Linked DNA regions of Homo sapiens: region 1 is linked to region 2. A link is a loop called in an ENCODE intact Hi-C map of the cell type or tissue named here. Cell type or tissue: PC-3. All regions are shown on one strand. Links, peaks and the distances in the headings refer to the core of each region. The heading gives the core; the rest is flanking DNA.

The links. Hi-C counts contacts between places; a loop is a spot of excess contacts. Peaks named below come from ENCODE experiments on the same cell type or tissue, not always from the same donor. Only the 100,000 strongest peaks of a DNase experiment are listed, where the experiment ranks them.
Region 1: a loop joins it to region 2, with 2.2 times the contacts of the local background. A loop is called at or near these places in 1 of 110 quality-filtered maps.

Annotation. Positions count from the first base shown.
Region 1 is chr11:103,462,292-103,467,291 of GRCh38, reverse strand. The region is part of intron 87 of DYNC2H1 (dynein cytoplasmic 2 heavy chain 1); the gene reads right to left. Among named protein-coding and RNA genes, the nearest start is that of DYNC2H1, 360 kb to the right of the region's middle. In PC-3, for the core only: a CTCF peak has its summit at 2,669; no DNase peak of the experiment used is centred there.
Region 2 is chr11:103,526,540-103,533,727 of GRCh38, reverse strand. No RefSeq gene overlaps it. Among named protein-coding and RNA genes, the nearest start is that of MIR4693, 320 kb to the left of the region's middle. In PC-3, for the core only: no CTCF peak of the experiment used is centred there; DNase peaks (open chromatin) are centred at 1,377, 4,307 and 5,487; H3K27ac peaks cover 2,331 bases.

The sequences.
Region 1 (5,000 bases), core at 1-5,000, 65 kb after region 2:
TAGTAAAAGAGCTGGGATGATAATATAATTATTTAATACTTAAATATTCTTTCTACTATATGACTAATGGGATATACAGGTCACTTGAAGAGTTTTGAAAATATTCTGGCCTGAATTTAGTTTTATCTGTATCTATAAACAATAAATAGTATTGTTTTTCATGTTTCCAATCTCTATATAAAGGGTAACATGCAACCTACTCTTTTCCTTCATTATTGGTTTTAAGGTGCATCCATTTTGTTCTTTCATTTCCAACAGCTGCACATTTCATTTTGTTAATATACAACAATTTATCCATTTTTCTGCTGGTGAATATTTCCAACTGTTTACCATTATTAAAAAAACACCTCAATAACCATGCTGTGTACTTCCTTATACACATTTGCATGAATTTCTCTAGGTAGGTTGAAGGTGTGGTCAATCTCAATTTTACCTAATATTGACAAATTATTCCCCAAAGTAACTCTATCAATCTATACTCTTACTTGTCATATATAAGAATTTACATTATGCTACAATCTTGCCAATACTTGGTCTGTTGAGACTTAAAAATTCTGTCAATCTGATGAGCATGAAATGGAATCAAATTTTGGTCTTAATTTCATTTCCTAGTTACTAGTAAGAACAAGTACTTTTCCTTATGTTTATTAGCCATTCAGGTTTCCTCTTCATCTAAGTTGCCTATTAAAATCTTTTGCCCACCTCCACCTTTTCCTTACTATGGACATTTTCTTTAAAAGATTGATCTATAAACATCCTTTATCTGTTTTAAGTACTAATCCTTTGTCAGTTATACAAGATACTAGTATCTTTTCCTAGTCTGTGGCCTGTGTTTTCACTTTCTATGGTATCTTTAATTTCAGGGTAGCAAATTTATCAGCTTTTTCCTTTAAGACTTTTACTTCTTTTGTGTCTAAAGAAATCCTGAGTAGATATTTTCCTGTGTTTTGTTTCTAAAAGTCTTCTCTTTCAGTTTTATTTCTGTAACTTTTTAAACCTTCAGAGTCAATTTTTATTTGTAATATAAAGTATGGATCAAATTTTATCATTTTCTAAATGAGTGAGCAATTGTTTCAGAATTATTTATCAAATAGTCCTTCCAAGCCCCTAATTTGTAACCAACTCCACTTTTGTCATGTGTCAAGTTTCCATACTGGCATAAGTTTGTTTCTGGACTGTTTTTTTTGTGTTACATTAGTCTGTCGTTCCCTAAACCAGCACCATACTGTCTCAACTGCCATTGCTTAATAATGATAACAATAATAATAGTGTGACACAGTGAAAAATATGGTCAAACATTCCTCTCCTCCTAATATGCACCCCTTTGCCAAGTAAGCTTGGCTGCTGCTTCCTTCAGGACGTGGAGTTTCTTTTCTACCCCTTGAACTTGGGCTGGTCTTTTAAATTGCTTTGACCAATAGAATGTGGTAGGACTTTAAGCAACTTCTGAAGCTAGGCTTTAAAAGGCTCTGCCTTCTAGAAATGCTGCACTGAAACCACCATATAAGGAAGCTCTCCTAGTCTACTACAGTATGAGAGGGCATGTGAAGGACTGAGGTACCTCAGTATGAGGTACCTACAGTATGAGAGGGCATGTGAAGGACTGAGCTAGCACCAGTTGCCATATATATGAATGAGGCCAGCATGGACCTTCCCTTCTAACTGATCTAGCCGAATGCAGATGCAGAGTGGGTCTGAGTAAATCAGCAAAGGATCTACTAGGCAACCCACAGAATTGTGAGAAAATAATAAATTGGTATTCTAAGCCACTAAGTTTTGAGCTAGTTTGAGCAAATGCTAACTCAAACTCATGTGCCACAGATTAAAAAAAAAAACAAAACACACTTTGGGATACTGGTTGAAATTGCATTAAATTTTAAAATTTGATTTTGGAAAGTCTGACATTTTTTAAGTATTTACTCTTGTGATATGTAAACAGGACATTTTCACCATTAAGTTCTTCTTTCTTGTATTTTTCCACTTCTCAAATTATCTGCGTGATCACGACTGAAATGTATATCTTTAAGTAACATTTAACTGGATTTTATTTTTTCCCCAGTCTGATAATCTCTCTTAATTGGTAGGATTAATATGTTTACAATAGTCATATATTTGGTATTATTCCCATTTTATATTTTTTTCTCTTTACCTTTTTTTGCTTTTTCTCCTTTTCTGCTATGGATTGTATATCCATTTTAGTGTTTTACCATCTACTTTTAAATGCGTAATTAAGTGTAAAACTTTCTAATAAATTCTTAAAGTATTCAGTACTGAACATAGTATGAATTTTAACACATTATATCTAATTGAATTATTGCTGTTTAGATTTTCAGCTTAAGCATAACATATTTTACAGTCAATATTTAAGCTACTTAAATTTAAGTTAAATTACACACTAAAATTATTTTGTTAATTTGGGGTTCACTGTTGTTTTAGGTGTTCATTACTTTCTCTCTGGCTTTACTTTTTGCAGAAGTACATGTTTCAATATTGCTTTCATTGAGGCTGTATGTGAGTGGTGAATTCTTGTGGTCTTTGGGTTCCTAAAGTCTCTTATTGCTTTCATTATTGAATTATTTTAGATGGCAATAAAGTTTAACAATTATTTTTCTTCATCAATTTGAATATATTATTTTACTGTCTTCTGACATCTAGTGTTGTGAATGAGAAGTCCGCTGTCAACATGGTGATTACTTTGGAAGAAAATCTGATGTTTTATCTGGTAACTTTGAAGATTTTCCTCTTTAATTTACTTTTGTTTATTATTTTTGGTACTTTGCAGATGCTTTTCATCCAAGAACTCATCATTCTCCAATTCTGGAAAATTCCTGAATTAGTTTTTCAAATTTCTCTTCTCTGTCATTCTCTCTGTTTTATACTTCTAGAAATCCTTTTAGAAATAGGTTGGAGTATCTGAAACTATTGTTTTTGTCTCATAACATAACCAATTTATCATGTCTTCTTCAATCATATCTAATGTATAGTTTGTCTATCAATTTTTTCATTTAAAGACTACATTTTTCATTTCTGACATTACTTTCAACTATAACTGTATTATCTTTCCCTGTTTCTCTCCAGAAGTTCTTGTTATTTTGTACTGCAAGTTATTCCTTCATGTATCTGTTCAAGGAAACTAAAATAGTTAACTTTTTTGTCAGATTTTTCTATAAAATTAACAACTAATTGACTAGCTGTTTCATCTGAATGATTTTGTTAGTTTTCCTTTTTGGATTAGATTTTTTTTCCCATTTACTTTGGATTTTGGATTCTAGGTTCATCTTGAGCAGTATTTTCCCTCCATAGACCTCTGTACTGTCCCTTCCATATCTACATACATACGATATTTATAATGCCAGTTTGGGGGTTCTGTTCTGGCAATGTTGGGATACTGCAGATCTCGTGGATAGGTAGTGAGATTCAGCATCTAAGGAGTCAGGCTATTTCTTTGTCTTTCAGCTTTCTTAAGCCTACAGATTTCTATAATGCCATAAACTCAATCAGTGATTCTGCAACAGCTTTATTTTGTTTGTTTGGTTATTTGCGGCAGGGTCTCACTCCCATTGCCCAGGCTGGAATACAGTGGCATGATCATGACTCACTGCAGCCTTGATCTCCTGGACTCAGGTGATTCTCCCACCTCAGCCTCTTGAGTAGCTGGGATGACAGGCATGCACCACCAGGCCTGGCTAATTTTTTGTATTTGTAGTAGAAACAGGGTTCTTCCATGTTGCTCAGGCTGGTCTTAAACACCTGGGCTCAAGCGATCTGCTTGCCTCAGCCTCCCAAAGTGCTGGGATTACAGGCATGAGCCACTGCTCCAGGCCTGCAACAGCTTTATTCAGTCTCTTTTTATTGGGGAGATGGAGAGCCTAACCTCAGAACTGGATTCGACCAGCAACAAGCCTGGTTATAGTCCTATGTAACATTTAGCACTACTAATTCCTTTTACTTTAAAAAAGCCATGCTTCATTGCTTCCTAATTCTGGACTTATAGCTCAATCTATCTGTATTTCCGGCCCTACTTATAATTTTATTTTCTGTCCTGTTTCTGACACAATGTAATACTTATCTTGTATTTCAAGCCAGCTAAGGTTTGTGATTTCCTTTTTTTATATTTTACCAATCATTAGTATATATTTAGATAAGAGTGGATGAATCACAATCTCCCTGGGCCATCTTCAGCGGTTCTCAGTTGTTTACAATATATTGAAAGAAAAATAAGGTTTGTACTATATGTGTTAGGTCCATTTAACTGCAAACATAATTTTTGAGAACGAATCACCATAAAATATTATACTGATCTGCATGATTGTTTCATAGGTTTATTCACTTACTGAAAATTCATAAAGCTGTACTCTGAAATTTGTACATTTTTGTGTATGACGCTACACTTCACTATTAAGGTTTACCCCCTCCTCATAAAAGCAAAAAGAAAGATATACAGGTCAACATTAAGAGGCGTCACATATATGCCAAAGACCAGAGACAACTGCACATGAAAAATAAAATAAATGCAATTTACTGAAACATTAGATATACAAGAAGCTCACAATGATACTTAAAGAGAAAATGTCACTGGACACTGCTGGAAACTATCAACAGCATCTTTTGAATATTCCCAGTTTAAATGAAAAAATTAGGTATTCTTTATTTTCAACAAAAAATGTATTTCATAATATCCAGGTAACTAAATAGACCTAATTGAAGCCTCTTTGCAGAAGAATTTTAGCTAATAAATGTGGAAGGAATAACAAAATTAGAAAAATCAGTGTGCAACCGTAGTTATCCAAGCAATGATCTATTAGATGAAATACTGATGAGAAACTTTACATGAGGAATGAGGCTGTCACTGCCTGTACACATGAATCAATGTTAGCATGACTAAAAACAAGAAAACAACACGTGTGTGCCTTATGATACAATGTAAAATGAAGAACACAGTGCCACTTATGAAGTATTTTTGTTGCCCCTCCACACAAAAAAAAATCAATGTAATTAGA
Region 2 (7,188 bases), core at 1,277-6,276:
AGGTACAGTGGCTCATGCTTGTGCACTGTGGGAGGCTGAGGCAGGTGGATCACTTGAGGCTAAGAGTTCGAGACCAGCCTGGCCAACATGGTGATAACCTGTCTCTATGTAAAATACAAAAACTAGCCAGGCATGGTGGTGCATGCCTGTAATCCCAACTACTTGGAAGGCTGAGGCATGAGAAAGGCTTGAACCCGGGATGCAGAGGTTGCAGTCAGCCAAGATCACACCACTGCTCTCCAGCTTGGGTGACAGAGTCTCACTCTATCTCAAAAAAACCACAAAAAAACAAAAAAGTAATACTTGAGATGCAACCACACATAGAGGGGAGGAAGGAAATGTGCTTGGTGGGATAGTATTTCTATTGGAAATCAGCAAAGGGATGAAAGAGGGCAGTTATAGAAGTTGATACATAAGAAAAGTCAGAAGCCAGAATGAGGAGGGCTTTGAATGCCACAAAAAGAGGTCTGTACTTAACTCATTAGACAGTAGGAAGTCATGAATAGTTTCTAAGTGGGAAAAGAACATGATAAAAGCCATGATCGGAAAGTTGAGTCCAGTGACCATTTAGGAGGTTATTGCAAGAATCTAGAAAAATAGAAAAGAGGTCTGAACCAAAGTGAGAAATGTGGGGATAGAGAAGGGGAATAAAGCTCTGGAGGAATGAGTGGAACCAGGGCTGCCTGAGGGCAAGGATCCTGCCAATTTGTCTGAATGTGTCGATGGCTGGGGAAATAGTAGGTATTTAACAAATGTTTGTTGAATGAAGAAAAGAGGAAAAGAGGGGAAAAAAATGAAAAAATAATATCTAGAAGTAGTAAGATGTGTGGTGAACTGTTACATGGGACAATTCAAAATTAGGGTGGAAGTTTTCCTACATGCTAGGGAAGAAAATGTTCATGCAATTTCTTGCATCGATCCATGTTTAAAATGTGTGTGTTTCTGTGTGTGCACACAAGTGCACTGAATGCAGAAATTGGTTTGTAATAACTAGCGAATGAAATCTTGTAAATGGTGACTCCGAAATCATCCCTATAAACTCTGCATTGACATCTACTGCATTTTTCAAAGATGATGTCAGAGCCACTTACTCCTAATCTTGGAATGCAACATTCACCAATTTTATTTCCTGTCCCAATTCCAAGACCAAACCTTCAGAGAAAAAGGAATTATTTTTCCTATGGAATTTACCAGCCAGTGCCACTCAGATTGCAGAATTATAAAAAAGGAAGACCTAGAACTTCAATTCTATACTTTTGTAGTTTTGCAAGCATGAATAAATCACTTATTTTCCTCCTCTATAAAATGGAAATAACCCCTGCCTTGCAGAGTTGTTGTGAGAACAGAATAGAATGATGCTGTAAGGGAAACAAGTGAGATGACCAAGACTTACAATATCGTTCCCCACACCAGGCCTTGTTCTGTGTTGTCCATATGCTGACTCATGATCCTAGGTTAGGTGCTGTTATCTTCCCATTCTACATTTTAAAAAGCTTTATAGTAAGTAAAAATGCTTAATGGCTCTGATGATTATTTTTCTTATAAACTTTATCCCCTAAGATAGGTAGACCTTTAGTTTTGCTGCCATTCTATTGTATCACCACACTCTCCCACCCCTCTGAATATAGTGTAACATGGGGCAAGAGAATGTCTTACAATTGCTTTAGTACAAGACTTTAATAACTAAAACAAAACAAAATATAAAAATTTAAAAATCCTAAAAGCACCCTACAGTTATCCCTCCTGTGGTTACCGTAGAGTCCATTTTCCTGAGTCTAATCTCTTTTAAATAGAAAGAGGATGTGAGGCTCAAAGAGATTTATAGGGGTATTGTAGTTTTGATGTAATATTAAGAATATTTTATTCCTAGAATTGCAGGGTCAAAGAGGACAGATTTGCTGAGAATAACTTCCCCTCAAAAGAAAATCACCAGGAGCAGAGAGACAACTAGATTATTCTTCCCAAGAATAATCTAGGACCTCTTTCTGGTCCTGATAATAATCCAGGACCTCTTTCTGGTCCTGATCCTGATGCCCTGGGTGAGCCCAGGAGGGCTCAGCAGAGAAGAAGGGGGCTGGCAACCAGAATGAATAGCTATGTTCTCACAAACCTGCAGACACGATTTCCTGGGAAGACAAAAGTGATGATCCAAGACTGCTACAGCCATGATAGGAGATGAAAGTACGAAGTGTGGAGGGATGGAGAGCTGGCTTAGAGCAGGAGGGAGACACCAGAAGGTTCCTGAGCCCTAGGACAGGAAAGATTCTTACCCACTCTTGGGTGACTGTGAGTGATCTGAGGATGATGCTGATGTGAAACTGAAGTCCCACGGATTTGACACTTAAACCTCTTTCTAAAATTTTGGGCTTGTGCCTTGTAGCTCAGGTATCCAGTGCAGTACCTACACTTTTCCATAAAAGGGACCTCAGTTTTTTGCACCAAAAATGACTTGGTTATAGACAGAGAAGGAGAGAAGGAGATATGGAATGATGTGCTGAAAACATGGCCCTTGCTGCATTTAGCTTCTCACCCCACATCCTCTCCTGTTTTCTTCTGGTTCTGATGACCAGATCCCCTACCTCAGAGATTATGCCTCCCCCATACCTGAGGCAAGCTCCCAACCACAGGGACTGGATTCTTAGCATTGAGGCTCCACCTCAATGCTTTTGGAGGAAAGCATTGACAGGGACCACACAGGCTCTGCCTTTGAAAAGCTTATAAAAGTCCTATGCTAGTGGAAAAGTAAAATGAGCATTTGACTGGGAGAGGGCCTAGATTCTGGTCCTCATCCTGATGCTTTCTAGAAATTGGCTTGGAATCATTTATTTAACATCTTCAAACCTCAGTCTCCTGGTTTTAAAGGGGGTAATTGATCACGCATCATAGGTTTATTAAGAAAATAATACCAATAGAACATGTATATAAAACTTATTCTGTGCCAGGCTCTGTTCTAAGTGCTTTATATACAAATAATTGGATCCTTAAACAATCCTATCATATAGGTACTATTATTATCCCCATTTTGTAGATAAGAAAACTGAGGTACATAGAGGATCGGTAACTTGTACAAAGTGACAAGCTGATAAGGGACAGAGCCGGGACTTGAATCCAGATTGCTTACCTGGAGAGTGGGTCTACCACTGAAACCTGTAAAATGCTATTCAAATCAGGCATCATTGTTTCCACAAACTGGGATGCAGAAGAGTGGATGGATGTTAAAGGACTGAGTAAGAACTAACTAGCACAAGCTCACATTGGCATATGATGACACGCTCACATCCTGAGGAGACGCTACACACATTTTCACATTTCCTAGTAGATAAGAGAAGTGGAGACATTTCGAGAGGACTTTCCTTGTATAAAGCCATCTTTGGCAAAAGCAATCTCAGGTACCTTAGTATTTGCCTCCTAGGCTCTTTTCTCAAATAGTTTTCCTGCTGTGGAAATAGTACTTTAAAGCTGCTATTTAATATCTGCTATCCAAGTAGAAAGAGCATGAGCACTTTCACTGATGTGTTCTTCAGTAGTTTTCAGGCTCCTTTTCTACAATAGGTGCTCAGAAAATCAATTTGGAATGAGGCTAAGAAGGCAATTCTTTAAAGCCCAGGAAGGCATTGGCAGGACAGAGAATCTGAAACAAACAAAGCCTTGGTAAGTTTATCATCAGTCAAGACACTCAGGACTTGTTCATAAGTGGGTTACAAAGCAAAGCAAAAGTTTCTGAGTAAAACTCTACTGGTGAATCCACGTACACCTCATCTGAGTCCTTCTATATTCAATCATAACTTTAAATTTTGGTTAGATTATGTTTAAGCAATTGAAAAAGCGTTGTGGGGACTATGTTTACAGGGTAATATGCATTTACTTTATGAGGAAGATGAAATATTTGCAAATATTAGACAAGATTATCAGGAATGTCTATGTGTACCATTTTTGTAAGTAAAGTTTTACCTAGGGTAAACTTTAATCAGACCATGATTTTTGCTGTTTTCCCAAAATACACACACACACACACACACACACACACACACACAAATCTTTGTATGACGTGTCAGGGGAGGGATAGATGGTGCTGGGTGGTGAAGGCTTGATAGATTTTCTGCTATACGTGTCAGTGAGGAGTAGACTCATTCTCCTTTCCTGTCACATTGTTTGAAACAAAATGTTTCTCCCCCAAACATATGACTCCAATAACCTTGGTGGCAGCTTTGCCAGTTCTGATGGAACAAGAGGCCGTGAACACTTGATCCTACAGATTTGCTTGTCATCTCTGCCATTGAGTCATGCTAGCCCCATTACTAGGCTGCAGAAATCTGTCATTTACTAATCTGCTTGGAATGTCAAGGAAAGCAGAGCTGAAGCTTTGATGGGTGAATCTCCTGTCCTGGATACTCTCTGCTGGGCTCAGAAGAATGCCAAAAGAGCTGGCAGCTGAGTGGAGTTTTGATTAACTGTACTGGTGTGTACCCACTCAAGCGTCAGTGAGATTGGTTATTGTCAGTCAGCTGTCTCCTGAGTGCTGAATTCTCATTTAAGCTTTTGTATTTAACGGGAAACTCACAGTTCTCTCACTCTGGAGTTTTAAATGAAGTTCAAATCAGATGTAATTTGCAGTTTTATAAAAGCTATGCAATATTTTCTGTCTCTGTAAGTAGCTCAGAAATGGAATTGCCTTTAATGATTATAACTTCTTATTCTCAAATTTGCATTAATGCATGTTCCCTAACAAGACAAAAACATTTCCCCACCAAGCACATCCATATGAGGGGTATGCTTATGCATATTAGTGTTCCCAGGTACAAAGCTGCTTCATTTCAGCTGCCATGACTTGACTTTCATTGTTTTAAGGGCAATTTGAATGCATGGGATTCACTGGAACACAGATGCACTCTCCTCATCTTTCAAAACAATCAGCAGTTAGATTACAACAGGCTTTGATTAATGCAGGGCTTGCATGAGAATGCAAGCCAACGTGTGTCTAATTGTTTAGCAACAAACATAGGCCCCCATTTAATGCTCTGGAAATTAGCACTCTCTTTAAGAGCCAAATCAAATATTGTATTCTGGCTCTGCAGACCACAGGCATCTAACAGTCCGCAGGTACTACTGTTGTCCTCTAGAATAACTGTGCTGGTTTAGTATACAAAGACTTTTGGTTAGGGGAGTCTGGATTTTCAGCAAGGTCTTTAAAAAGTGTGCAGTGTTGCTAGTCCTTTACATACGCTGGAATTTAATGTCGGTACCACTTAACATCAGATCTTCATCTGGGTAGAACAATTTCTGTAGGAAAGACATGGTAACAGAATACCAAAATCTGAACTTAGGTTAAGAGCAAAGAAATACGTTTAACCTGTTTTGTGTTTTGTTTTGTTCTGTTTTGAACATGTCTCCATATTTAAGTGTCTGGCTTAAATGTTTTGACACCCTCTTACTGAAAAACTGGACTTTCCTGATACTCCTGAAAACCGACACCACCCCATTTCAACATAAAGGGTCCCTGTTGCACAATGGCTGACGTGAGAAGTCAAATAAATATCATAAGCATCTAGGAGGGATCACTCAGGAAAAAAAGAAGTCACATTAGTTATTGTAATAAAAATAACAATAAAAAATGGATTAAACAGGTATTGGAGAACTGAAACAGTTAAAAAAAGAAAAAAAAAGACAGAACAGAAACAGTGACTACCAAAGGCAGCTACCATTCCATAGAGCCAGGGGAACTAAGGGAAGAGGTTGGCCTTATTTGAACCTACACCTATTAGTTTGAGCCAGGGCCAGCTTCACGGCTGCGCAACCTATGCAGTCACATGGCACCCTGTGCACAGAAGGGTCTGGCTTATGTTCTGCTTTCACTGTCTGATGAACAATTTTTGAACAAGGGACCCTCATTTTTCATTTCACACCGTTATGGAACTGGTCCTGGTTTGAATCATATGAAATGTCTCTGTTTTTAGATCAAGATGTTCAACTACCAGCAATGTTATATGGTAAATAATAAAAGCTTATAGAGGGGTTGTGTGGAACTGAAGCTCAAAATGCTAGGAGAAGGGTGCTGGCTAGCTAGTGCCGTGGGGTCCCTGAGAATGATTCCAGGAGTATGAATATAAAAGGGAGATCCGAAGTCAACTGTCGCTGCCAGAAAACAGAAGCACTGACGAGTTGACACAACAGGAAGCAAACAGGAACATGTGTGTCTCTTATGTCTCCCTCTGTGTCCTTTCATTTGTAAAACTGAGTAGAGACCCTCCTGGAAAAGCAGAAAAAGCTTTGCAGAAGCTCAGGTCCAGCTTCAATAAGCAGAAAATAGAAGGGTGGGCCTGAAGCCTGCTATAGACTGAATGTTCATGTCCCTCCACTCACAAAATTTGTTTTTAAAATCCTACCACCCAAGATGATGGTATTAAGAGGTGGGGCCTTTGGCAGGTGAGTAGGTTATTGGGGTGGAGCCCTCATAAATGGATCTAGTGGATTTTTTTTTTTACTTCAACTCTCTTATAAAAGAGACCCTAGAGAGCTTCCTTACCCTTTCCGCCATGTTGAGGACACAGCAAGAAGATGGTGCTCTACGAATCAGGAGATGGGTGCTTGTTATACACCAATTCTGTAGGCATCTTCGTCTTTTACTTTTCAGCCTCCAGAACAGTAAGAAACTCATTATTTATAAGCCATCCAGCCTATGGTATTTCTCTTATAGCAGTACAAATGAACTAAGACAGTCTGGAGACAATAGCTTAAATATGAACACAAGGGACACTAAGCCAGTGAGGGTAAGTGGTTCCTGTGATATCAGAATTAAAAGAATAAATATAACAAAAATGTTAAAAAAAAAAAAAACCTTTAATGTGATACAAATAGAGTACATAAAATCGTTTCTCTGAAGTTTCAACATATTTTTGGATATAAAAAATCAAGAGGGCCGGGCGTGGTGGCTCATGCCTGTAATCCCAGCACTTTGGGAGGCCGAGGCGGGCAGATCACGAGCTCAGGAGATCGAGACCATCCTGGCTAACACGGTGAAACCCCGTCTCTACTAAAAATACAAAAAATGAGCCGGGCGTGGTGGCGGGCGCCTGTAGTCCCAGCTACCAGGGAGGCTGAGGCAGGAGAATGGCGTGAACCCAGGAGGCGGAGCTTGCAGTGAGCCGAGATCGTGCCACTGCACTCCAGCCTGGGTGACAGAGCAAGACT